Linked DNA regions of Homo sapiens: region 1 is linked to region 2. The links are chromatin loops, found by intact Hi-C in ENCODE. Cell type or tissue: ovary. All regions are shown on one strand. Links, peaks and the distances in the headings refer to the core of each region. The heading gives the core; the rest is flanking DNA. Region 1 has its middle 49 kb from the start of GUCA2B. Region 2 overlaps HIVEP3 (HIVEP zinc finger 3).

Region 1 (8,338 bases), core at 157-8,156, 230 kb before region 2:
GGACTTGATGGGGAAAAAACCAAAGTAAATGCATTTTAAAATGTCTTCTCAAATTCCCACCTTTATTAGTCAGGATACAAGTTTGGGGGCTGTAATAAAGAAAGGTCAAAATACAGTGGCTTAAAGGAAGATTTTTTCTTTCCTGTGTGAAAATATGAGTAGATGGCCCAGAGCTAGTATGGTGATTCTGTAGTGTTGAGGATCTGAGATGTCTTGCTTCTCTGCCATCCTCAACATTCAGATTCCATGTCATCCTCCATGGTGGCTGCACGTTTCAGCCATTGCATCCATAGTTTAGCTGGCACAGGGCCTACTGCATCTAGTAGTCTATCTAGCACAGGGGAAGGGGAAGGAATGCTTCTTCCCTTCTATAGCACAACGTGGAAATCACACACTCCTCTTACACTTATGTCTGGCTATGTATATGGTCAGATCTTAGTCACACAGCCACACACCCAGTTTGAAGAGAGTCTAGGGAATGTCCCTTTAGTTGAGTGAACATTTGCCCAGCTAAAATGTATATTGGTATGGAGGAAGGGGGAATTGGATTAAAGAGGGGGACTAGCAGTCTCTGTCCCATCATTGAACTTAATAACAGAGGCCCGGTGCAGTGGCTCAAGACTGTAATCCTCCCAGCACTTTGGGAGGCCGAGGCGAGTGGATCACCTGAGATCATGAGTTCGAGACCAGCCTGCCCAACATGGTGAAACCCCATCTCTACTAAAAATACAAAAAAAAAAAAAAAACTATCTGGGTGTGGTGGCAGGAGCCTGTAATCCCAGCTACTTGGGAGGCTGAGGCAGGAGAATTGCTTGAACCCAGGAGGCCGAGGTTGCAGTGAGCTGAGACTGCGTAATTGCACTCCAGCCTGGGCAACAAGAACGAAACTCCGTCTCAAAAAACAAAACAAAACAGCAGAACAAAACCACCAATTAGAGTTGCTAACATTAAAGTGATTGCATCCAATGTTGGTGAGTATGTGGGTAAGCTGGTCCCCTCATACAATATTGACAGGAGTGTAAATTGATGTAAGCTTCTTAGAGGGAAATTTGGCAGCATCAGTCACTCTTTAAGATGTGCATGCTCTCTGTCCCAGCAATTGCACTTCTAGAAATTTATCCTACAGAAGCATCCTGCAACATGCTTAAGTATTTATCTATAAAGACGTTCATGGAAACATTGTTAGTGATAGCAAATGACCAGAAAGTCCTTAAATACCCATCAAGAGGGAGCAAGTTTATTTTATTTTACTTTTGAGACAGGGTCTTGCTCTGTTGCCCAGGCTGGAGTGCAGTGGGGCAATCATGGCTCACTGCAGCCTTGACCTCCTGGATTCAAGTGATCCTCCCACCTCAGCCTCCCAGGTAGCTGGGACGACTACAGTTGTGCGCCACCATGCCTGGCTAATTTTTTAAAATTTTTTTATTGTAGAGATGGGGTTTCCCCATGTTGCCCAGGCTGGTCTCAAACTCCTGGGCTCAAGCCATTCACCTGCGTTGGCTTCCCAAAGTGCTGGGATTACAGGTGTGAGCCACTGTGCCCAGCTAACAGGGAGCAAATTTAGAAAGTTATGGTGCATGTACATAATAGAATGGTATACAATTATTGAAAAGAAAAAAGTAGATCAATATATACTGATACAGAATATGTCCAAGCGATATGAATTAAAAAAGCAAGTTTGAGAATAGTACACATAGAAATGTTCCATTTTTGTGAAAAAATATGCACGTATATGTTTGCATATATACCCACGTATGTTTGTATATGCATAGAAAAATGTGAAAGGGTGTAGTCTGCAGTGTTAGCTGTAATTCCAGGCTGTGGAATTACAAGCTGGGTGGCGTAGTTTTCACTTTTGATTTTATACACATCTGTAATGTTTGGGATGTTGCATGAATACGCATCCCTTTTGTAGTAAAATATACAAATTTGAGGAAAATTAATTTAAAAAAGATAAAGCATTAAACCATGAAATGTCGTTGCAGGAAAATGTAACTAAGTGCAAAAAGTTTGGGATATCTCAAATGCCACAGGAGTTAGGGTGAGGGGAGATCAATCAGCATTGAAGAGGTAGAAGGAGGCTTTCTGAAGAGGCAAAGAGAACAGAATTACATGAAAAGGACAGAATATAGGATTCTGTACACAGTGTGATGCTAGTGAGGATGTGTGCGTCCAAGTAGATAGATGCATATAAATAAACACAACAGTGGTACCCCAAAATGTGATTAACAGTGTTATTAAATGCTATTAGCTCTCTGTGAGATATGTGTTTTAATTTTCTTAAAGAACACTCTTGATTTTATAATTTTTTTAACCAAAAAATTAAAAATAAAAGACTCAGTGATGTTTGTACAGGTGGGAAAGGATGAAAGGAGCTTCTGTTTGTAGAGCAGGCAGACAGGTGGATGTGTGAGACTCTTTAGATGAGTCTCTAGCGGAGGTCAGGAAGACACCACTTCTCCATCAGTCCTTCACACGCCCAGATGCAGGGTGGGAGAGTTGCGATTAGGACTTATTGGCCACTCCTGAGTCAGGTGCTTTGCCTCTTAACTCACTGAATCCTTAGTATGTTCCTGCCCCTGAAGAACATAATTATCTCCAGGATGGGAGCAGGAGTTATAGGAAGGCATATTCTAGCTTGCTGTGAGGGCAACAACCTATTAAATTGGATTTTTTAAAAAATTATACTTTAAATTCTGGGATACATGTGCAGAATGTGCAGGTTTGTTATATAAGTATACATGTGCCATGGTGGTTTGCTGCACCCATCAACCTGTCATCTACATTAGGTGTTTCTCCTAATGCTATCCCTCCCCTAGCCACCCACCCCCTGACAGGCTCCAGTGTGTGATGTTCACCTCCCTGTGTCCATGTGTTAAAGTCATGCACCGGCCAGTCCAACATGTTCATTTTCAAAGGTGATATAAAAATTTTGGCTCAATGACTTTAAATGCTACCACTCACCTCAAGGGTAGTAAGAGGCCAGGTTGTGTAACCATTGGTGGAGAGGACTTTTGGAGAGAACTATAAGTGTGCTCCAAAGTCCCCCAACCCCAACACAAAGGGGAGAGAGTGGGGGCAGTGATGTACCAAAGGGTGGGGCAGGAAGAGTCTGTCCCAGCAGGGGGAGGTACTTTGTCACAGACACTGTTTAGTATTGCCAGAGCATGTTGATCATAAAAATTAGACCAGCATTTAGCTGGTTTCACTATGATTTAAAAATTCTCTGCAACACTGCACCTCCTCACTGCCTGTACCCAGGGCAGAATGCTCCCATCACCCCTGAACCTTAGGATGCTGCTGGAGGGATGAATCTTTGTCTTCCATAAGTCAAGAGAGAAATGCTATTTTCTTTCTTCTCCATTATAAGAGAAACTTATGCATCTGCAGTTTGAGAGGGGAGAAGGGCTGTGAACTGGGGTCTGATTCCCATCTGAGAAATCTGAAGCAGGTCAGGCTGGCCAGCTGCCAGTGGGTAAGTGGAAAAAGAGGAGGGTGTGTTGGGGGAATCCTACAGCCCCAGAATGTCAGGGCAGAGGATGCTGAAGTGTTTTGCATAGACCAGTTTCTGGCCATATGCACAAAAAGCCTTGGGTGGAGTCACAACAGGTCCCCAGCCTCCACCTCCCCTGGGAAGGTTGGCTGGAGGGGCAAACATGCAGCAAGATGCTTGTACCAAGAGAATCACTCAGTGATGGGTGAGTGGCTAGCCCTAAAGAAACCACAGAAGCACCCATGGAAAGGAAGGGTCAACTCTAAACACCTGCCAGACCCAGGGAGCCCAAAGCCAGCAAAAAACAGTACCCAGCACCTAAGAACTTTCCTGTCTCGGGTGGGGGGCATCAGTATTAGCCAGCCAGTGGGCGAGGGAGGAAGAGGGAAAGAAGCCTGGTTGGGTTTTCCACCTGGGCCTGGTCTGAGCTCAGCAGAGGGGCAGTGAAGAGCTGTAATGTTGAATGGATTTGGGAGAGTTGACAGCTACCTGAGATTGGACACCCTCATGACTGACTGGAGGACTTGTATCACCCAAAAGTGGCTAGAAAAGTCAAAGGAGGACCTGAAGAGTGGAAGACAAAAAGACAGGTGCTTTGGACCATGAGTCCTACTTGTTCAACACACTGTTACATAGAGAACTTCCTAAAAATTAGAGCTCATTACCCCATTAGGCTCTTAGTGCCAAAAGGGCAAGACTGGCATCCATCTTGTTCCTTGCATCTTCAACACCTGGCACAGTGCCTGGCATATACCACGCAGTCTATAAGTAGCCCTTGAATGAATTAATACATCTTAATCAAGCTAGGTGGGCTGTACTATGAAGGGGTGAGCTTCCTGTGACAAGGAGGATGGAAGTAGGTGGTCCCAGAGGTGGACTCGCAGAGGGTCTCGCTTTGTCTGGAAGATTGGCTACGTGGTGCCTACATTTCCTTTCTGCCCACTGTTTTCATGGCTTTATGCTCTAGCATGGTTTCCCTACCTTATCTATAAAGAGTTAACACCAAAAGCCAAGATAAGGCCAGGCTTTAGAAAAGGTGTGCTTTTTTGTTTCTGCTTTTGATTTTTCCAAAAATGAAATTAACGAGCAAAGTACAAATCTTTGTGCTAAGTATTTACATGTATTTTCTCTTCTCTGAAATAAATCTGAAAGGCAGATACTATTTTTAACCCTCATCCTGAGAGAGGTTGAATAATTTACTCAAGGCTACCACTTAAGCTAGCAAGTTGCCAAGATGGGATTCAAATGTAGGATGCTTTTTTTTTTTTTTTTTTTTGGAGGTGAAGTTATGTGATTTTCTTTCCTTATTCATGAGGTGAGACACTTTCTCAGGCTTTTGGATTCACATGGCTTAGGGGAAAACCATGCGTGGTTTTAGGATTAAAGGGGCAGAATTTGAGAGGCAAGGGGCCATATATTCAGAGTGCTTTGGGTCCAAGAAGAGGAAAGGGGTAGAAGGATTACAATATGGAGCCCCTCACCTGTCTTTGCAGGTAGCGGTGGGGCACACTGAGCAGCTGCAGACTTGGGATGAGGAGCCAAAGCCCATGGATCTCAGTGGGTTTTGAGGAGCTGATCAGTGGGTTTCTCTAGACCCCAGAATGCACATCAGTGGATACCAGGGCCACACTACTTGGATGGACTTAGCTTGAAGATGCCATCAGAGTCGAATATATCTACTTTAATTTTTCAAGCTATTTAATTGAAGTATAACATACCACATGAAAGAGCAGAAGTCATAAGTTCACAGTGCAGTGACATCTTCCAAAATGAAAACTTCTGTTCGGACACCATCCAGGTCAAAAAACATAATGTTAAGACCACTCCAGACCCCCAGCTCCTTGTGTCTCCAGCCAGTCCCAAACCCTCACCCCAAAGGCAGCTACTATTCTGCTTTCTAACACCATAGAAATCTTTGTCTAGTTTTGAAATTGAATCAATGGAACCAAACTGTGTGTTCTGTGTCTGATTTCTTTTGGTCAGCATTACATCTGTGAGATTTGTTTATGCTCTTGCATGTAGTTTACTCTTTTTCATTGCTGTATATTATTCCATTGTAGAACTTCACCATGGTTTATTTATTTCTTTTGCTATTAACAGACATTTTTTTTTCCAGTTTGGGGTGATAACAAGTGATGATGCTATAGATTTCTTATATATGTCTTTTTGTGCATATATGCACACATTTCTCTTGGAACTATACTTGGGATTATTGGATCCTATGATATGCATATGTTCAACTTTGCCAGATCCTGCTAAACCATTTTTGAAGGTGAATGTACAATTGTCCCCACTCACCAGCGGCATAGAAAGTTCTAGGTTTTTTTTTCACATCTTTGCCAATACTTGGTAATACCAGTTCTTTTAATTTTAACTATACTGATGAGCATGTAGTAGTAATTCATTTTGGGTTTATTTTGCATTTCTTAGATGACTAAAGCTGTTGAACATCTTTTCATAGGTTTCTTGGGGGCCATTTGAAATTATCCTTGTTTGTGAAGTGCCTATTCAAGTCTCTTGCCCATTTTTCTATTATATTGTCTGTCTTTTTTCTTACTGATTTGTAGGGACTTTTAATATACATGACTGTGAGCTCTTTATCAGCTCTCTTTTGTAAATACCTCCCACTCCATGGCTTCTCATTCCCTTAATGGCATGTTTTGAAGAAAGAAAGTTATTCATTTTAGCATAGTCCAATTTATCAATCTTTTGGTCATAAAGATCTTGTCCTATGTCATTTTCTAAGAAGGCGTTCTTCTCCCTATTGGGTGGTATTGGCAGCTTTGTCTTAAATCTAGCATCCATATGTGCACGAATTTGTTTATAGATAGTTTATGTTTGGTCTATTTGTCTATGTTTATTTTCCAATGCCACACTGTCCTATTTCCTGTACCTTTATAATAAGTTTCATTATCTGATAGCATACATCCTTTAGCTCTGCTCTTCTTTCTCTTCAAAATTGCCTTGACTCTTTGCATTTCAATAAAAATTTAGAGTCTGCCTGTCAATTTCCACAAAAATCAAAACCATCTGGGGATTTTATTGGGATCATTTTGAATCTATAGAGGGAGAGTGAACATCTTAACAATATTGTCTAATCATGAATATATTATATTTCTCCATTTATTTATTCAGTCTTTAACATATTTCAACAATATTTTTGAGTTTTTGGGTTGAGGTCTTACACATCTATTTTGAATCGAATTCTAGGTTGATTTGTTTTGTGATGCTATTGTAAATAGTATTTTTCTTAACTTTTTTTTTTTTTTAAATTATACTTTAAGTTTTAGGGTACATGTGCACAACGTGCAGGTTTGTTACATATATATACATGTGCCATGTTGGTGTGCTGCACCCATTAACTCGTCATTTAACATTTTATTTTCTAAAGGCTTGTTGCTGGTATATATAAATAAAATTTAAAAAACATATTGATTTTGTATGCACTGGCCTTGCTAAATTCACTATTTTTCTCTATCATTCAGTCATTTAATGACTTTATTTTAATTGTGGTAAAATACATATAACACGCAATATACTATCTTAACTACTTTAAGCTTAACTATCTTTAAGCGTGCAGTTTAGTGGCAGTAAGCACATTCCCATTGTTGTATCTTCACCACCATTCATCCACAGAACTCTTTTTGTCTTGTAAAACTGAAATTATGTACCTATTAAACTCATTTATTCATTTTGAACTGAGACATAATTCACATACCATAAAATTTACCCTTTATAAGTGTACAATTCAGTGGTTTTTTTTTTAAACCACTGATATTTGTTTTTTTCCAATTTGGGCTGAATGGAGAAAACTTTGTGAATGGTTTCACAAAGTTATGCAACCATTATCTAATTCCAGAGATGTTCAACTCTCCAAAAATAAACCCGTTCTCATTAGCAGTCACTCCCAATTCCCCTCTCCCCTCCTCCCTTCTTTATTTTTATCCTGTTTATCTTTGTATCTGTTCTTACACCAGCACTGCACTGTCTTGGCTCATTTGAAATTGAGAAGCGTGAGTCCTCTGAACTTGCTTTTCTTTTTCAAGATTGTTTTGGTTATTCTGCAGCCCTTATATTTCCATATAAATTTAGGATCAGTTTTCAATGTCTTCAAAAAAGACAACTGGAATTTGGTAGAGATTGCATTGAATCTGTAGATCAATTTGGGAAATATTGCCATCTTAATAATATTAAAGCTTCCCATCCTGTAACATGGGATGCCATTCCATTTATTTAGATCTTTAATTTCTTTCAATGATCTTTTGTAACTTTTATCATATAAATATTATACTTCTTTTACTGAATTTATTTCTAATTGTTTTATTCATTCTGATGTAATTATAAATAGATTTGTTTTCTTAATTTCCTTTTTGGATTTTTTTGTTGCTGATGTGTGGAAATAAAGTTAATTTCACTATATTGATCTTGTGTCCTGCAACCTTGCTGAATTTGTTTTTTAGCTCTATTTGCTTTTTAGTGGCTTCCTTAAAATTTTCTGTCTATAGAATAACGTCATCTATGAATACAGAGAGTTTTATGTCTTTTCCAATGTGAATTTAAAAAATTTCTTTCCATTGACTATTGCCATAGTTAGAATCTCCAGTGAAATGTTGAGTAGAAGTGGTGACAGTGGACATCCTATGTCTTGTTTTTGATCTCAGGAGGATAACTTACAGTCTTTTGCTATTAAGTATGATGTTAGTTGTGGGTTTTCGTAGTCAACTTTTTTCAGGTTGAGGAAGTTCCCTTCTATTCTTAGTTTGCTTAGTGTTTTTTTAATCATGAAAAGGTGTTGAGTTTTGTCAATGCTTTTTCTGCATCTATTGAGATGATCATGAGGTTTTT
Region 2 (8,338 bases), core at 76-8,075:
CAGCTCCCACCCCTGCTGGTGGAATTTAGATCCCGTGATGTGAGTGTGGTGTTTTCTTCTCCTACCCTCTCCCCACCATCAATCTATATTTTATCACTTGCAAAGGTGGTTGTAAACTAAGACAAAATGACCAAATATCACACATTCAGATTTATGCTAATGAAATGTTTAGATATAATCTTACCCTTTTTTTCTTGTGAAATGATTGATTTCTGAGCCTTGGGGGTCTGGTTCCATTGAAATACAGCAGGACCCTCATATCCTTTTGGAGAGAATGAAGATGAACCCTTGCAGAATAGAACATCCTTAAAATTGGTAGCTAAGGCCAGGGTTTTTATGTGTTTTAGAGCAAAGTTTCGCAAATTGCTTGCTCTGTGGGAGAACAGACCTAAATTCTCCTCAGTGCCAACTCATGGTGCTTAATTCGTATTTGTGGATTGCTAGATGTGCAATTAATTAAAAAGCACTCTTAGTTGCGTGGTTCCAAAGAAACTTGCTAAGATACCCTGGTATATTTTACAAATAAAATTAGGCTTTGTAGGAGTTGTAAAATTATGTATGTATATTTCTTTAAATCTCATATGCAGGAATAGTGTTCTGAATCTGGTCCTGTTTCCTGTCTCCAATTTATGTCTTCATCCTTTCTCTATAGCAGTGCTGTTTCTTTGTAAGTGTAGTCCAGGACTAGTTTAGAAATCAGATATTTCTAAATTACCTGATTTAGATTATCTGATTTAAATTATCTGATTATCATTAAAAACAAATGATATTTGTTGAGTCTGTAGTCAGAAAATTCATTGATTTGGTTTCCAGGTTCTAGGTAATGAACATTAGAAAGATAAGATGAATCCCACCCATTTCCCCACCTTTTATTCTTAGCCTTATAAATATCTACTTAATAATATTATTTAATATGGGTCTCCTTTAACATGAACCATTGACCTATGAAACCCATATGAATTTTATTTTTACCTTTCACAACTGATAGGTAATTGCATATTTGGGATATGAGGGCATGAGATATTGTTGGGGGGTGTGAGAAATGGTTCTGAGGCCCAGAGGTAGAAATACACTTGGTATAGAGCACGAAATCCAACAGGAGTGACTCTGCAAATACAATCCTAGAATTCATTCACAAATATGGTTTTTGTATCTTCAAATAGCCTTCTATTGAAGGGAAATAGAATTCAGTTAAAATTGCTTGAATCAGGGTGTGAAAGGCTATGAGGAAGAATGGTGTTTTTGTCCAAAACCAAACTCAGAAATATCACAGCTTCAAAAGCCTGTCCTGCCTTCTGGCTGAGTGACAGCAGCAGCCTGAGTGGGGACTGGCCCTATTGGACATGTGTTCTCTCCCAGAAAGGAATTCCCCCTGCAGAGTCGTGAGGGGTCTGTTCCTCTGTTGTGTGAACCAGGCTGTCTTCTGGGGAGGGGTTTGGGTGTTGGCAGAGCTTGGGGAAAGGAGAATTCTGCCTGGAGTCTTAAATTAAGGTATTCTCCTGGATGAGTTTAATATTATTAACCAAAAAAGAAAGAAGAGTTTTAGGATTTAGCAGTGTGTGTATTCACTGGACTCAAAACCACAGTAACCTCTCAATGCACATGGCCTTCCCACTTCTTCAGTAAGGAAACTGAAACTCAGGAGGGGTTTAGGGCTTGGAGGGAGGACAGAGCAGGGCTTTGAACCCACGTCTGTAGAACGTGCTGAGTTTTCCTTTTGCTGTTTCCAGGCTGCACAGCAGATAATTTCTGTAATGATACTCATCTCAAAAAACCCAGTTAGAAAGTAGACAAGATGTAACATATTGTAGAAACATTTCTATCCTAAATGGATACATTTTATCAGGGTTAGTGTTTAGCTATTCAAAAAATGTGCTTGGCTGGAGTGGGATAGTTTTCCAAGTGCTGAATTTCAGTCTTACATTTAAGAGTGGCCAGATAACATTTAAAGAGACAATGCTGGGAGATAACATTTTAAAGGGAAAAGAGTCCTGGTTGGGGATTTAGGAGACCTGGGTTTAGTAATAATAACAATAGCAATAATAATAATAATAGATAATAATGATAGCAGTAATGTTTGTCAAGCATTGTCTATAGGCCAGGCACTGTTTTATTAACTTTACAAGTATTAATTCACTTAATTCTTATAAAGTCCTCTGAAACAGGTTCTATTATTATCTTTATTTTACAGATGAGGAAACTAAGGCACAGAGAGTTTAAGCAACTCGCTCAGAGTTTGACAGCTACCAAGCAGCAGAGTTGGGACTTGAACCCAGGCCCTGCAGTCTGACTGCAAAGCCGGTCTCTTCTCTGTCACTATCTTCACCTATCTCTTTGCCTCTCTAGGACCCAACACTGTGACTCCCAAAACATTGCTTAATCTGGGATATCATAGACTCAAAAATTTTAAAAACATTTTGGAGAATTATATCAGGTTATCATTTAAAAATTTTTGATGAATACCCCTTATTCTTACTATCCTTTCATAAAAGAAAAAAAAAAAAAACTTAACACTCTCCCCAACAAAGTAGAAGGAACATAATCTCAGATTATGAAGCAATCCTTCCCCAGAAAGGAGAGTTGTCCACTTTATAGGAACCCAAACCCAGTTGCTGTTTTGTAGATGTGACTAGAGTAGCTGTTGTATGTCAGGTGGAGAACAAGACAGACCTAGTTCGTACCCATGTGGAACTTGCATCCCGGTGGGGGAGAGAGTCATTTAAAAAGTAAACAAAAAATCACATAATTACAAATTTGTTAGGTGTTTGGAAAGAAATGAGCACAGTCCAGGGATAGAGAATAAAAATTCGTGGAGAGAAGAAGGTGCAGGGCATGTACCCTGCTAAGGCAAGGCTCTCCTAGAGGGGTGGGGACAGCCTGTACCAGTGACGGGGCACCTGCCAGGCACAGGGACAGCATGTGTGAGGCCCAGAGACAGGGCAGAGCCTGGGGTCATGAGTAAGGGAAAGGAGGCCCCACAGCTGCTGGAGTGTCCTGAAGCTCGGGGCACAAGAGGAGGCTGCAGAGAGCAGCCCTGTCTAGAGCAGCTCTCAAAAGTCAGCAAGGAGTTCTGATTTTTACTGGAGATGCCAGAGGAAACCATTGAGAGGTTTTAAGCCAGGGCATGACATGGTCTGACTTATATTTCATGGGATAGCTCTGTATGCTGCTGGGGACAGCAGATGAAGAGGGGCCAGAAGGGAAGCCAGGAACCCAGTTGGAAGGCTGTTTTGCAGCCCTTCAGGCCAGAGGCCGTGGCCAGGAGCAGGATGGATGGGGAGCTGGAGGGGAGCCATGGGAGTCAGTGTGTATCCTAGCAAACAGCACTCTCCAAGCGGGACAGTTCCCAGGCACCATCTACAAAGACAGGGTACAGGGGAGCCTCAAGGGCAGGGCTGGGGCTGAGAGCAGTAGAGCCTTAAAGGCTGAGGACAGGGGATGGTGCTGGAGCCCTGAAGGAAGGCGCTGCATTGCAGGCAGCAGCCAGGACCTTCGGGAGCAGCCCAAGCCAGGCTGGTATTCTGGCTCTCCCTCTCTTGCAGGGCAGAAGCCTATTTGCTGTTCTCTCCCCCGCTCCATCCCTCCCTGTGACCTGCCAAGGTTGTTCATTGATGTGGTCCTTCCAAGTGAGCCCTGGGCAGAGACAAGTGGCGAGGGCGGAAGGCAGATCTGGTGGGAGAAAGGACAGAGCCAGCACCAAGGCCAGCCCAAGTTGTGTGTGAGCAGCTGGGAGGATGCAAGCCCTTTTCCTGAGGTGGACACACTGGAGAAGGGAAAGGTAGCTGGGGAGGAGAATCCTTTCCTCAGGGACTGGCACTTGGAGACCGCTAACTAAATCCCTCAGGGCCTCTGTTTGTTTGTTTGCTTATTGTCTGTAAAATCAGCCATGGGACTGAGTGACTCCACAGTTCCTTCCAGCTGTTTTCTAATAGAATCCTATTGAGGGCTTACTTTCTGTACCGTGGAGTCTCTCTTTATCTTCTAGAATCCAGTCCTCCTCACCCGCTGCTCAGATACTGAAACAGAGAGGCCACGGTGAGGGAGGTGGTGGTGAGTTTGGTGGTGGCTTTCTGCAAGGGCAGGAAAGCGTTTGGCAGCTGCCCTGCTGCTGAAGTCCACATTTCGAACCTTAGACACTGTGAATCTCCTAGAATACTGTCTCTGAAGCCCCAGGTGGTAGACATACCAGGCCCAGGAAGAGGAAGACTTTTCTCTTGACAGGTTTATGTGCTAGCCAGCTAAGCCTAACTCAAGCAGAATTCTCCAAATGAAAGGAAATCAGTGGGCAATCTTCATGCCTTTATTTTGCTTTCCAGACGAACATGAACATCCCAAGTGAAATCCCAGCAAGTAAATGCATTTCCTCTCCCCTCTCTTGGCTCCTTTTAAAAACCCAGTGAATAAGAATAAAAAATGCAAATAGGCACTTCTGTGATCTAGTTCATTTCAATGATAAGGGAACTTTAAGGCAGTTAACTATATTTCTGATTGCTTTCTAAGACAAGAAGGAATGGTTTCAGTGAAGCCAAGGGAAGTCTGCTCTACACAGGAGTCATTATGAACTCAGGTGGGTGAGAGATGGCTGTGCTGGCCCAGCAGACACTGGGGATACTGCCCCTTCCTGGAGCAGAGTTGACAGTGTGGAGGAGAAGGGAAGCGAGGGTGGGAAGGAGGGCCTGCAGCTTCTTCCTGACCCCAGAATGAAGCAAGTACAAGGCTGCCTGGGCCAGTTGCTTTGAGAAGCTTCTCCACCTTCTGGGAGAGGGGTTCCTTATTTCCCCTAGACCCCATGGTTTGGTCTCTTGAATCCCACTCTTGAATTCACTTTAAAGCTTCAAAGCTCTGGGATTCTCTGATATGAGGAATTCTAATCCTCCTCCTTCCCTCTGTCCTTTTTTCCCTCCTTCTTCCTTTCTGAAGGTAGTGAGGTATTCTGGAAGAGAGTTAAAGAGAATTGATTCTCCCTCAGAAACCAAGATAAAGCCAGTGTGAAAAACACAAGTCAGCGAGAATACAGAAAACCTAAATTTATCTAATTTCAGCTTAGTGTCTTGGGAAGTTATCTCATGTAAAAGTATCATTACCTCTGAAATAATGTAGATCAGTGGTTGTTTTGTAAACATATAGGTTTTTGTAGTTTCCATACTAATTATATGACATGACATTAAATGATGCTTGTCCTGGCCTTAGCTGAGGCCCAAAGCTGAGAACAGTGGGTGCCGGGATCCCCCAAATTCTAAAAGGACATGCTAGGTTATCGGTGCCTGGGCCAGCTGAGTGCATGTCCCCGGGGCCTAGTGGTACCCCCAAGTCCTGTCTCTCCTAGAAAATTCTGCTGGCAACAGGTTAATCAGGACTACCTCTGAAGGCAGATGAAGAGAGGAGCACCGAAGGGGCTGCACGTCCACTGAAGGTGGGGTGAAGGTGGCCATTTTCCTGTGGGTGAAGTAAACACCAGGGGAGGCATCTGGCTAGAGCAGTCCTGAGCAGACCCTGCCTGGGAAGCCGCCTGCCAGCCCCTTCAGCAAAGCAGCCCCCATGTGCTTTCAGATGCACTACATTTTCTTTCGTCTCGTTTCCTCTTTTCCTTATAAAATCCAGTAAGTCCTTTAATAGTAAATCAGTTGATCATTTCTGTTATTCAGGATAAATCTGGCATTTTCCTAGAAAGTTAAACATGCACAGCATATGACCCAGTGATTTTACTCCTAGGTATTTACTCAAGAGAAGTGAACACATATGTTGGTGGAAGACTTGTACGTGGATGTTCATAAGAGCTTTATTCAAAACAGTCCAAGACTAAAAGCAGCCCAAATACCCATCAACTGGGGAATGGATAAGCAACTTGCAGTCCACCCAAATAGATATTATTCAGTAATAAAAAGGAACAAACTACCGACACATGCAAAAACATGCATGGATTTTCAAAGCATTAGACTGAAAGAAGCCAGATATCAACAAGTATATATATATTGTACAATTCCATTTACATGAAATCCTAGAATAGGCAAAACTAATCTATAGGGGGAATGTCAAAACTATGGTTGCCTTGGGGTGGGATAGAGGGAGATAAGAGCAGGGATTAACCGAGAAAGAGTGTGTTAAAGCAAACTGCATATGGCCTGAGAAGGACTCCGTACTTCTATATTTGAGTTCTTGTGGATGAATTGCAACCTAGCTTAATAGGTAGACAAGATTTAGGAGTATGTGCCTGTAACAATAGCTGGGTCTTGGCCAATCCCTGTGGCCATACTTCAACCATTTATAAACTGCTAAGTGTTCAAACTGTGTTCAAATAAGGCAAATGCCAACTTGTAACCAATCCCGCCACTCTGTACCTCACTTCCGTTTTCTGTACTATGTCATTTCCCTTTCTTTTGTCTGTAAATCTTCTTCCACCACATGGCTGCATTGGAGTCTTTGTGAACCTGCTGTGATTCTGGGGGCTGCCTGATTTGCGAGTCATTCATTTCTCAATTAAACTCCTTTAAATTTAATTCGGCTGAAGTTTTTCTTTTATCAAGGATGAGGGAACTTTCTGGCATTATGGAAGTTTTTATATCTTGATTAGGGTAGTGGTTACTTGGGTATATACATTTGTCAAAACCCACTGTTCACTTGAAATGGTTGCATTTTACTGTATATAAATTATACCTCAATACAACTTATTTTTATAAGGAAAACTAACATATAAAATAAAAGTTTTCTTTAAAAAATGACTCAGTATAAAGAGATCTGGTGGTCTTGGGCTCATCAATGTGGCCAAGGTTTTGCATTATCAGCAGCTGAGGATTTTGAGCTTCTTGACGTAGCCCTATTCTTGTCTTTTATCTACGGGTTCCTGTTAACTCATTGAAGGTTGTTCTATGAAATCATTGATAAGACATTTGAACTGATTTAATTGTCGAGTAACGCACAGATTCTTGGATAATGTTTCACGTAGATAGTGAAATTATCCTGCTATCTGGTTATTTCAGCAGATCAACCTGATCCCACCCTCTGTGGAAACATGTTCATCATCTTATTCATTACCAGGAGAATTCTGAATCTACATTTTCATTGTTCACTTACTGTTTAAAGATCTCAGAGATAATTGTGTATAATTAATTTCAGTTCCATGAAGCAACTCCTGTTCACTTCTGCATTTTATTCTTCTGGGGCTAGCACATATGCTAGATAATATACTTTAGAATATGCAGGGGTTTTTTTTTTTTTAGCTTTAAATGGTATTCATTGTAAATTAACACAGTGAACATTTTCTAAGCTTTAAATGCATGTTCGTCATTGTGCTGGGCACTGTGGGGTGTATAAAATCAAATCCCAGACTCCAGTCCTGGAGAAACCTTGAGGGTTTGTTTGACCTGGCCCTTAATTTCAGATGGATAAGGCATCATCACCTCTATAGGTAAAGCAGTAAGTCTGGAAGTTGGAGTAGATAACCCATCCAGCCACCTGCCTTTGAATTACTTCATTTTGTAATAGGAAATCTTGGAGATTTGGTCTGAGTGGTTTGTGAATTTAGTGACAGTATGTCCAAGTCCTTGGTTTTAACCCATCTTGTTCCCATTCTTCCAGAAAATAAAAACAACTGACATTTAGTGAGTACTTAGCACGTGCCAGGCACTGTTCTAAGCAGTTCACGTGTCGTAATCCATTTACTTGTTAATGAAATTATCTGAAGCTGATATTCTTATTCTCAATTTACAGATTTGAAAACTGGAAGACAGAGAGGTTAAGTTGCTTGCCCAGAGTCACATAGCTGGTCAGTGGAGGGGTCAAGACCCTAACCCAGATAGCCTGACTCTATCCACACTCCCCTCAGCGATGACCCTATGCTGCTTCTGCCAGTCCCAGGATAACACCTGCAGGTTCTGTCCTCTCAGGGAGAGTAACTTTCTTCCTGTTGTCTTACATCTTATTGTTTTCACTTACTAGTAGATTAATAAATAAAACAATTTCGTTTGTTAAATTTAAAAGTCATATTGATTGTAACATCAATTATCCCTGTGTAAAGTAGACAGCAGGGTGCATTTTGGAATTTTAGAATATGAATGGAGCTTTCAAATGCTTTAATTCATTCATTTGTACGTTCACCCGGCCAGTATGGACAGGATGCCTACCATGTTGCACGTACTGTGTCAGGCGCTGGGAATGAAATGACAAATCAGATACAATCTCTGTCCTTTTGGAACTGACAGTTTAGGGAGGGTGACAGACAGTAAATCAGTATTGTGTGTGTGATTATTTAATTGCAACGTTGAAAAGAGAGAGTGATAAGTCGAATGTGACTCATACTAGGGGGTCAGTAATCACTTGTTGAATGGATGACTCAGTGAAT

What was found. Peaks named below come from ENCODE experiments on the same cell type or tissue, not always from the same donor. Only the 100,000 strongest peaks of a DNase experiment are listed, where the experiment ranks them.
Region 1: a loop joins it to region 2, with 31 times the contacts of the local background. A loop is called at or near these places in 1 of 110 quality-filtered maps.

Annotation. Positions count from the first base shown.
Region 1 is chr1:42,099,965-42,108,302 of GRCh38, reverse strand. No RefSeq gene overlaps it. Among named protein-coding and RNA genes, the nearest start is that of GUCA2B, 49 kb to the left of the region's middle. In ovary, for the core only: no CTCF peak of the experiment used is centred there; no DNase peak of the experiment used is centred there.
Region 2 is chr1:41,870,285-41,878,622 of GRCh38, reverse strand. All of the region lies in intron 1 of HIVEP3 (HIVEP zinc finger 3), which reads left to right. Among named protein-coding and RNA genes, the nearest start is that of HIVEP3, 44 kb to the left of the region's middle. RefSeq lists a silencer at 8,224-8,303. In ovary, for the core only: no CTCF peak of the experiment used is centred there; a DNase peak (open chromatin) is centred at 3,335; H3K27ac peaks cover 311 bases.